2 separate regions of the Homo sapiens genome follow, and region 2 is linked to region 1. Evidence: chromatin contacts called from ENCODE Hi-C or POLR2A ChIA-PET data. All regions are on one chromosome and are shown on one strand. The core of a region is the stretch at or near the end of the contact, and the rest is flanking DNA. Distances in the headings are between cores, read along the strand shown. Region 1 holds the start of FMR1-AS1 (FMR1 antisense RNA 1). Region 2 holds the start of EOLA2 (endothelium and lymphocyte associated ASCH domain 2).

What was found. Hi-C counts contacts between places; a loop is a spot of excess contacts on that map. ChIA-PET counts read pairs that join two places held with the same protein, here RNA polymerase II (POLR2A). Pooled maps may share reads with other maps.
Region 2: a map of naive thymus-derived CD4-positive, alpha-beta T cell shows a loop between it and region 1 (13-fold over the local background). The contact joins the promoter of EOLA2 here to the promoter of FMR1-AS1 in region 1. A Hi-C loop is called at or near these places in 1 of 168 maps with a recorded cell type or tissue (naive thymus-derived CD4-positive, alpha-beta T cell), 3 of 37 single-sample maps with no recorded cell type and 10 of 50 pooled maps. POLR2A ChIA-PET finds 5 or more read pairs at or near these places in 4 of 52 experiments (CD4-positive, alpha-beta T cell, K562, activated B cell and 1 more).

Annotation. Positions count from the first base shown.
Region 1 is chrX:147,909,369-147,913,632 of GRCh38, reverse strand. FMR1-AS1 (FMR1 antisense RNA 1) reads left to right here and starts at 1,816. Exons shown (of 2, transcript NR_024503.3): 1 at 1,816-1,991; 2 at 2,638-4,202. FMR1 (fragile X messenger ribonucleoprotein 1) reads right to left here and starts at 1,714. Exons shown (of 17, transcript NM_002024.6): 1 at 1,403-1,714. The coding sequence starts at 1,453. RefSeq lists enhancers at 1,294-1,393, 1,974-2,183 and a silencer at 1,554-1,893.
Region 2 is chrX:149,936,799-149,941,062 of GRCh38, reverse strand. It overlaps EOLA2 (endothelium and lymphocyte associated ASCH domain 2), which reads left to right and starts at 2,572. Exons shown (of 5, transcript NM_001013845.2): 1 at 2,572-2,870; 2 at 3,583-3,630. It overlaps EOLA2-DT (EOLA2 divergent transcript), which reads right to left and starts at 2,515. Exons shown (of 12, transcript NR_027456.1): 1 at 2,277-2,515; 2 at 177-404. RefSeq lists silencers at 567-676, 1,327-1,386, 1,667-1,746, 1,857-2,126.

The DNA.
Region 1 (4,264 bases), core at 567-3,066:
CATACTTTACTCATTTATGAAATATACTGATCTCCAAATGTCTTCATAAAATTGGTAAACACAGAATAAAGTCAATTGTTTATTTTCCTATAGCCAAACGTGTCCTGTCTGAAACATTCAAGCCATTCTACAATACATTTAAGAATTGTGTTGGACACTGCTAATAGCTATTTTCCAGCCTTCCTTCCACACGCACCTTCTATTGCCAAAATACTGTAGTAAGGTGGGATATTATTGAAAGAGGTTATAGACATTCAAAAGGAAATGAGAATTTATAGATGAATTTATACAGCACCTACATACCAACAAACGCACTACTGCTACATCAAATTTGTAAATCTTCCTTTTAAAACTGAAAGGTGTTAGTTGATCTGCAATGGTGTAACTTTAAAAAGCACAGTAAACCCATGAATGCCTATATAAAGCCTCAACAATTCAGTCCACTGCAACACCACAAATTCAAAGGAAATGTGGTCAAGTTCTTAGGGGCACAAAAATATTTTCGCTCAGTTAAAAAAAAAATGCCCTAGTAATAATATACTCTCAGTTAATTACCTGAAGTTTCATGGCATATATTTAGGTCTTTGGAAACTTAAACACACACACACAATTTTTAAGTAGCAGCGCTGCTAATGGTTTTAGACGCTGAAGCATGTGCATTCCTGAATTTACCCCGTTTAACAAAAAGGGGGACGCGAATATTCACGATGATCAACTTCTTCAATGCACTGCTGGGCCATGTTAGGGTCTTCCTGAAACTTTTGGATCTAAAATCTCCTCCGAAATCCACAAAGAGAAGCCACTAAAAATCAGTTGCCATTGTGATTTGGTGCCGACTACCGCTTCTTACTACTCTTTCTTCACAGCCCTCGCCCAGAACAGTGGAGCTCTCCGAAGTCCCAATGCTAGACCGGAAAAGAGAAGCCAAAGGAGACCTGAAGCCCTCTTGGCGCTGCAGGAGGCGGCCCGGCTGAAGCGCCCCCCGCTCCTCCACAACTACCCACACGACAGGCCCGGATCCCGCTGGGAGATGATGTTTAGGAAAGGGGGAATAAGCCATCGCCGTCACTTAGCGCCGATTTCGGCCCTTCCCGCCCGGCTCTAGTACCTGCCGCCGGCCCTCGCCCATCCCCAGCTCACCCCGGCGGGGCTCGGCGCCGAAAGAGAACCCTCTCCTCGCTGGTCTCTCATTTCGATAGGCGCTAGGGCCTCTCGGAGTCGGAGAGGGGCTTCCAACAGGCCCCAAGTCCAGTCCTTCCCTCCCAACAACATCCCGCCGAGCGTGCCCTGGCACCCAGGCGCGGTGCTCGGGAAGAGGGCCCCGGGCCTGCCTCCCGCCGACACCAAGAAGAAAAGGGAGGGAAGGAAGGGCGAAGATGGGGCCTGCCCTAGAGCCAAGTACCTTGTAGAAAGCGCCATTGGAGCCCCGCACTTCCACCACCAGCTCCTCCATCTTCTCTTCAGCCCTGCTAGCGCCGGGAGCCCGCCCCCGAGAGGTGGGCTGCGGGCGCTCGAGGCCCAGCCGCCGCCGCCGCCGCCGCCGCCGCCGCCTCCGCCGCCGCCGCCGCCGCCGCCGCCGCCGCGCTGCCGCACGCCCCCTGGCAGCGGCGCCTCCGTCACCGCCGCCGCCCGCGCTCGCCGTCGGCCCGCCGCCCGCTCAGAGGCGGCCCTCCACCGGAAGTGAAACCGAAACGGAGCTGAGCGCCTGACTGAGGCCGAACCCCCGGCCCGCTGCGGGTGTAAACACTGAAACCACGTCACGTGATCAACGCTGTTCCCTCCCCCCGCGGGCTCAGCCCCTCGGCCCCGCCCTCTCTCTTCAAGTGGCCTGGGAGCGCGCGCATGCGCGCTGCTGGGAACCGGCCGGGGTGCCGGGTCGAAAGACAGACGCGCGGGCCGGGCGTGCGCGGGCTTGGTGGAGGGCGGGAAGGCTGAAGGGCGGTGACAGGTCGCACTGCCTCGCGAGGGCCAGAACGCCCATTTCTGCAGAGGTGCACTCAGTGGCGTGGGAAATCAAATGCATCCGGTTATCCCAGTTCGGCCTCTCTGGGATTCCGCGGGAGGGGGTGTCTGGTCTGGTTTGGTTTGGTTTGGTTTGGTTTGGTTTGGTCCGGTTCAAAGTAGCGCAGTCTGACTGAGCGGGAGGTGGAGTGGAAGGCGAGAATAGGGGTGAAGGATTAGACAGAAGAAGACTTTGAACTAGGAACAGTGGCAACCAGGGTGACCCAGGCTTTTGTGACCCGTAGAGGCAGAAGGTGAGGCGTCTACGCCCTCTCTCACCAGATTTTGGGCGGCCCTGTGGAGACACCCTGTGCCCTTTAAGGGACATGGATTGAGTCGGGATCTCAAAATGTGAGCCTTTCCTCAGACCCAGCTTTGACCCACGTACTCGCCTTTCCTCAACTCATTTTCATACTTTCACTTGACTATATATTTTTTAAAAATTGTGTTAAGCACTTGAGGTTCATTTCTGCCCCTACTGTATGTGCACCCTGTGCCAGAGGGTGGGGTGAACACGTGTGTAGCAGTCATGCGTCCTGTCCACAGGGGCCGATGCACCTCCTTGCAACCCTTTACATTCCACTGTGAAACAAACCTCAACTTTTTCTTATTCCTGTTTTTACACCGTGCTTATAGCTGCCTTAATCCATGTTCCCTTCGGGATGCTGGTATCCAACTGAGAAGTTGACGGAGCATCTATCGTGTGCCAGACACTGTGCTAAGTGCTAACGAGAAATCGGTGAGCAAAACAGAAAAGAAAAAAAAAGAAGAAACGACTGCCAGCATTGAACTTAGTACCTAGCAAAGTAGGTGGACATAAATCAAATTGTCAGACAAGTAAATGAGTAGTTGCAGCTGTGATAAGGGGTATGAAGAATAGGCGCTTCCATGATGGCGGAACATGACCTAGTCTGGGGTGGAGAAGGGGAGATGATTCCAGCTGGAATATGGCAGGTGAGAGTTAACTAATAGCACTGAGTTGGCAGAGGCAGGATGACCTGCCCCAGGCAGGTGCCCCAGAATGAGAGGATGTTGCTGCTGGTGGAACTCCAGCTTTAAAGCGGTGGATCTAGGGCCACATTCCTCAAGGCCATAGCAAACAGGAAAGACCTTTTGGACTAGGGTCTTTGGAGTAGTCACATGAGGCCAAGAACCCAATAGGGCTGAAAGAGAATCTCATCATAGGCTGAATGGGAGCAGAGCATTAGCTGCAACTCCAATGTATTATAGTAAAAGGGGACACATTGATTAGAATGATTATACCCCTCCAAGTGTAAGCTGTTGTTCAATTTACCCAGGGCTTAAAAATATGTCAACTCTTCACAACCATTTTTACTACAAGCCACACTCAACCTGTGTTGTTCCCTGAACCTGTGATGCACTTTCATCCGTTCATGTCTCTACACATCCTTCCTGGGCCCCATAGAGGCCCTGCACCTTAAGGTTTTCAGCTGGATTCCTATTAGCTAGTTATTTTATCTCAGGTACAGAGAGTTAACTTTGCTCCTCAATTTTCAGCACATTGTCATATCAGTCCCTACAGGGTCCTTGTTTACATTATTTTATAGTGTTTATATTATTTTTTCCTCATCTTTCTCGATCCCCACTCTCATTCTTCTAGACACAAGCTGCAATATGTTCGATAGAGATCCTTGATAATTTAACACAGATAATGTTTTGTTTATGCCTCTTGCATTTACAGAGATGGTATTGGACTGTAAATCTCTATTTCCCACTGTTTTACTCAACAGTCTGTTTTTGAGCTATACCCACATTGCTGTGTGTACACCTAGTTTGCTACCGAGTATGCCAGAAATTTTATTCATACATATCCCTACTGATCGGGCATCTAGGTTACTGCCAACTCCCTGAAGTCATACTGTGGTGAAAACCCTTGTGAATGTCTTTACAAACCTTTGCCAGAACTTATTTTGTGCTCTTGTAGAACTTTGTGCATACCCTCTGCTTCCTCATTACACTGCTTGGCATATAGCAGAGACTCAACAAATGTTGAATACCTCTACTATGATGGTTAGTGTACTAGAATAATTTATTTATATTTCTGTTTTCCTTATTGGATTATTAGTACCTTCCAGACAGGGCAAATGTCTTTTCTATCTTTGTGTCCCTGGCACATTAAAAGTGGTTGATTTCAAGGTATGTTCAATGAATGAATAAATACTTATCTTCACTGCCAGTACATACTGCAACTTAGTCTTCCCCACTTGACTCTGAGTCTCAGCCTTACTCTGATCTCTAGCTT
Region 2 (4,264 bases), core at 1,323-3,822, 2.0 Mb before region 1:
GGGAGACTAGATAAGGGGAGGGACAGAGGAGTAAAGCATGGCAGCACTACAGAACCTGAGCCCGTGACTGAGAGAAGAGAGTTTGAAAAGCAAGTTTGCCAGGGAAGTTGGGCTGTGTGCTGGGCGACTTAGGCCGGAGGAGGCAAGACATTAAGAGTGGGGATGTTTCTCATTACCTGCAAAAGAGGCGTTAAAAAAACGGTCCCTCTGGACCCCACTGGCAGGCACTGACGGAGCGGCCAGGACACAGGAGAGCAGGCCTGGGGGGCTCAGCCCTGCAAGACTCAGCCTAGAGCTGCATGGACCCCAGTCAAGTGTTCCCGCCCTTCTTGCTGCTTCTGTGCCCTCTGGGGGAAGACACTGGAGGTGCAGTTAGGTCGCCGCGGGAAAGTTTGGACTCTTGCCTAAGGGTGCATCACAGAAGGGCCTCAGCTCCCTCCCCCAACTCCACCCACAGCTCCACCCCTAGCTTTTCCTCCTGCAAGTCCGTCCCCAACTTCTCCTCTTGCAGCTCCGCCCACAGCTCCACCCCAGCTGTTCTGCCCCCCTGCTCCTCCTCCCTCAGCTCCGCCCCAGCTGTTCCTCCCACAGTTCCGCCCCCCAGCTCCTCCTCCCGCAGCTCCGCCCCAGCTATTCCGACGCCAGCCCCTGCTCCACCCGGCACTTAACCATTTCCGCCCACAGCTCTTTCCCACAACTACGCCCTCCTCTTGCAGGCGGCTCCTCCAGAAGCTCTGACCCAGTCCCCGCTGCAGCCACAGCCCCAGCTTCTTACCCCCAGCTCCTCCTCCCACAGCTCTTTCCCACTGCCCCGCCCTGCTACCCCTTCATCACCGCTCCCAGCTCCGCCTCCTCTAGCCCCGTCTCGCTTCTCCTACCCCTCTGCCCACCCCAACAACCTTTCAGCTCTTTCCTCCAGCTCTGCACTAGCTCCTCCCCCGCAATTCTCACCCGCCAGCCTTGGTGCAGCTTGGCTCCTCCTTCTCCAGCTCTTTCCCGCAGCCCCGCCCCATCTGCTCCCACAGCGCTTTGCCACAGCCTCGCCCTGCTCCTCCTCCAGGAACGCCCGGCTTTCCCTCAGCTCCACCCTGCAGCTGAGCTGTGCACCAGGCCCTCCCACAGAGCTTTCTCGTGATTCCACCCTACACCTCCCCAAGCCGCCGCTCCCCTAAGCTGGTTCTCAGGAGTCCGCGGAGTCCTCCCGCAGCTGTTCCTCGCTCAATTGCCCACTGCCCCGGCCTGCTCCTCACACCACTGATGGCAAAGCCCCGACCCCAGACCCTCCCCAGTGGTTTCTCTCGGCCCGGCCCTACCCCGCCCCTCCAACGCCTGCTTCCAAGGCCCCGCCCCCAGCCCATCCTCAGCGGTTTCTCTCAGCTCCGCCCCGCCCCAGCCCCACCCGGCTCCTCCTGCGGCTGGTTAAAAGGCCCCGCCCCCAGCCGCTCCCCAATGGCTTCGCTCAGACCCGCCCTGCCCCGAACCCCCCCCTGCTTCTCCCGCGGCTGCCTCCGAAGCCCCGCCCCGCGCCGAGCCCCGCCTCTCCCCATCTCCTCCCTGTTTCTCCCGCGGGTGCTTCCAAAGCCCCGCCCCCAGCACCCCCCTCAGCGGTCTCTCTCAGCCCGATCCAACCCTTTTCTGAGCCCCGCCCTGTTTCTCCTGTGGCTGCGTGCAAACCCCACCCCCCAGCCCCACCCCAGAGGTTCCCCTCGGCCCTGCCCCGCCCCCCCAGCCCCGCTTCTCCAAAGGCTGTTTTCAAAGCCCCGCCCCCGAGCCCCTCCCCGGCGGTTCCCTCAGCCCCGCCCCACCCCTCCCCGAGCCCCAGCCCCCCCCGAACCCCGCCCCGCCCCACTCCTCCCCCAGCCCTGCCCTGCTTCTCCAGCACCAGCTTCCAAAGCCCCGCCCCCAACCCCTCCCCACTGGTTTCTTTCAGCCCCACCTTCCTCCTCTCACCAGCCCCCTCCCTCCCCGCGCTGGTTCTCAGGAGTCCGCGAGCTCCTCCTGCAGCCTCTCCTCGCCCAGATCGCCCATAGCCCCGCCCCCAATGGTTTCTCTCAGCCCCGCCCCACCCCCTCGAGTCCCCGCCCCATCCCAAGTCCCCGCCCCATCCCCTCAAGTCCCCGCCCCACTCTCAACCCCGCCCCAGCGGTTTCCTCACTCCCGCCCTTCCCCTCCCCCAGCTCCGCCCTCCTCCTCTCAGCCCCGCCCCCATCCCCTCCCCATTGGTTTCTCCCAGTTCCTTCCTGCTGGTCTCGCAGCTCTGGGCTTAAAAATCCTGCCTGGTGGTCTCGTCCCGCCCCTCCTCTTCCTCCCTCCGGTTCCTTTTCCTCCTTCCGGTTCTTGGTCTAGGCTGCCTGTCTCGAGCTCCCCGGCCTTGTCCTGGTTGGCTGGCGCGGGACAGGATCCGGTAAACTGAACAGCGTCTCCTTGTGGCAAGTGCGTGCGTACGTGCGTGGCGACGTCACTGCGTGGCTTCGTGAATACGTGGCTTCCTAGCGATTTGGCGGTGTATAGGCGTGGCTGAATACGGGCCTCCTGCGTACGTGCGTGGTGTACGTACGTGCGTGATTACGCGCACACGTACGTTCCTCATGAAAGGGACGACGGGAGCTGCATGAAAGCCGAAGTTATGGACCGCTAGCATCTGTCACTGGCCACCGGTTTCCGGGAGTAAGCGGCAGCTACCTTACAGCCCTGACACGAGCCGGGTGCTCTCTCTTCTCACCGCGGCCCACGTCTCCTCGCTGGCTCCGGTGGCCTCGCTGGGTCGCGAGGAGGCGGAGGACTGTACTCTGAGGCCAAAAGCCAGAGTCGGCCCTGAACGCCCACGACTCTCAGGGTCCAGAGGCCGTGAGACCGGCCGCGGCTGAAAGGTACCAGGGCCCCTGATGCCGGAGCCCGTGTGCTCGGCCCTCTTGCAGACGGTACTTGCGGGCTGGGGTTTCTTTCCCCTGGGTTTCGGGCAGAGAACCCGTGCGGGGCGCGCCCGAAGCGCCCTTTGGTGTCCCTTGCTCTCCCCATGGTCTCGGCCCCCCTCCTTCTAAGCGCGTGTACCCGCGACCTGCGTCTGCAAGTGCTGCTCCACACACAGCGGCCCCATCTCGGCCCGGTCTTCCCTGCCTCCCGCTTGGCCCCTGTGCTGTAAGCTCGCCTGGACCCCAGGCCGGGCGGTGCATAGCTCTGTGGCCTGTGGCCCCGTGCTCAGCATGACCTAACCAGAATTAAGCAGTGGACAATGGGATTTAGGCCCCCCAAACCCTCGTCCGATGACAATGGGAGGGGAAGTGTGATTTTTCTCCCCTCGGATGGAGCGTGCTCAGCTGTAGGAATGTGACTCAACTTGCTGAAATGATTTTCTGCTCTGCGGACTGGTGCACCCTGTGACCCAGACAGATGTGGAGGGTCCCACCGCTCTGATTAGCAGAACCAAACCGTGAGTGAGGTGCACATGTGTTACTCTTAGGACCGGCCCTCCCAGCTCTTGGTTTCCAATGCCTGCTGAGTAGAAGACCTTCCTAGGGCCATTAACCAGCTTTGCTGACTTGCATTTAATGACCTTTCCTCTTTATCTTCCTTGTTGTGCAGGTAAAGAAACCAAGTGGAAGAGTGTTTCCTCCTCTGGCCGTAAAGCAGGTACTCTCTGCAGCACCAGGTAGGAGGGGACTCAACCCCCTTCTTGCCTTTTCAGTTACATCAGTTCCTACTAGGGATTCCACACACACACAGTTGTTGTGATTTTGTGGTGATGACGAGAAAAGGGTTGGCTAAGAAACTGGGCGGCAGAAAAGAGGCAAACATTCACTGTAGCCATTTATCCCGATGGAAGTGGCCAGGCCCTGTGGGGGACATTCAGCCTCCGTCAGAAGTAATCCAGAACCAAGGAACCTGGTTATCTTTGGTCACTCATCAGAAGAATAATCATGCTCAGGGGCCACAAGTGTGTGAGGAAATGGCACCATGGATGGGTTGGTGGAGGGTACACGGGTGAGTCTTTGTGGAAAGTCATTTGCTGGCAGATATCAGCATCTTAGATGGGCGTGCCAGGCGGCCGAGGCATTTCCTTCAGCATGTCTTCACACAGCGAGTGTTAGAAGTAATGTCATTTCTAGTGGCAAAAGTGGGAAGCAACTTGTAACTCTCCATCAGTGGAGGAATGGTCAGGCAAATTATGAGACGACCAACAATGGGATATCACCCAGGCAGTGAAAAACAAGGTAGATGAAGATTGTCAGGTGGAAAGAATGGGCTTGATGTGCTGTCAAATGGC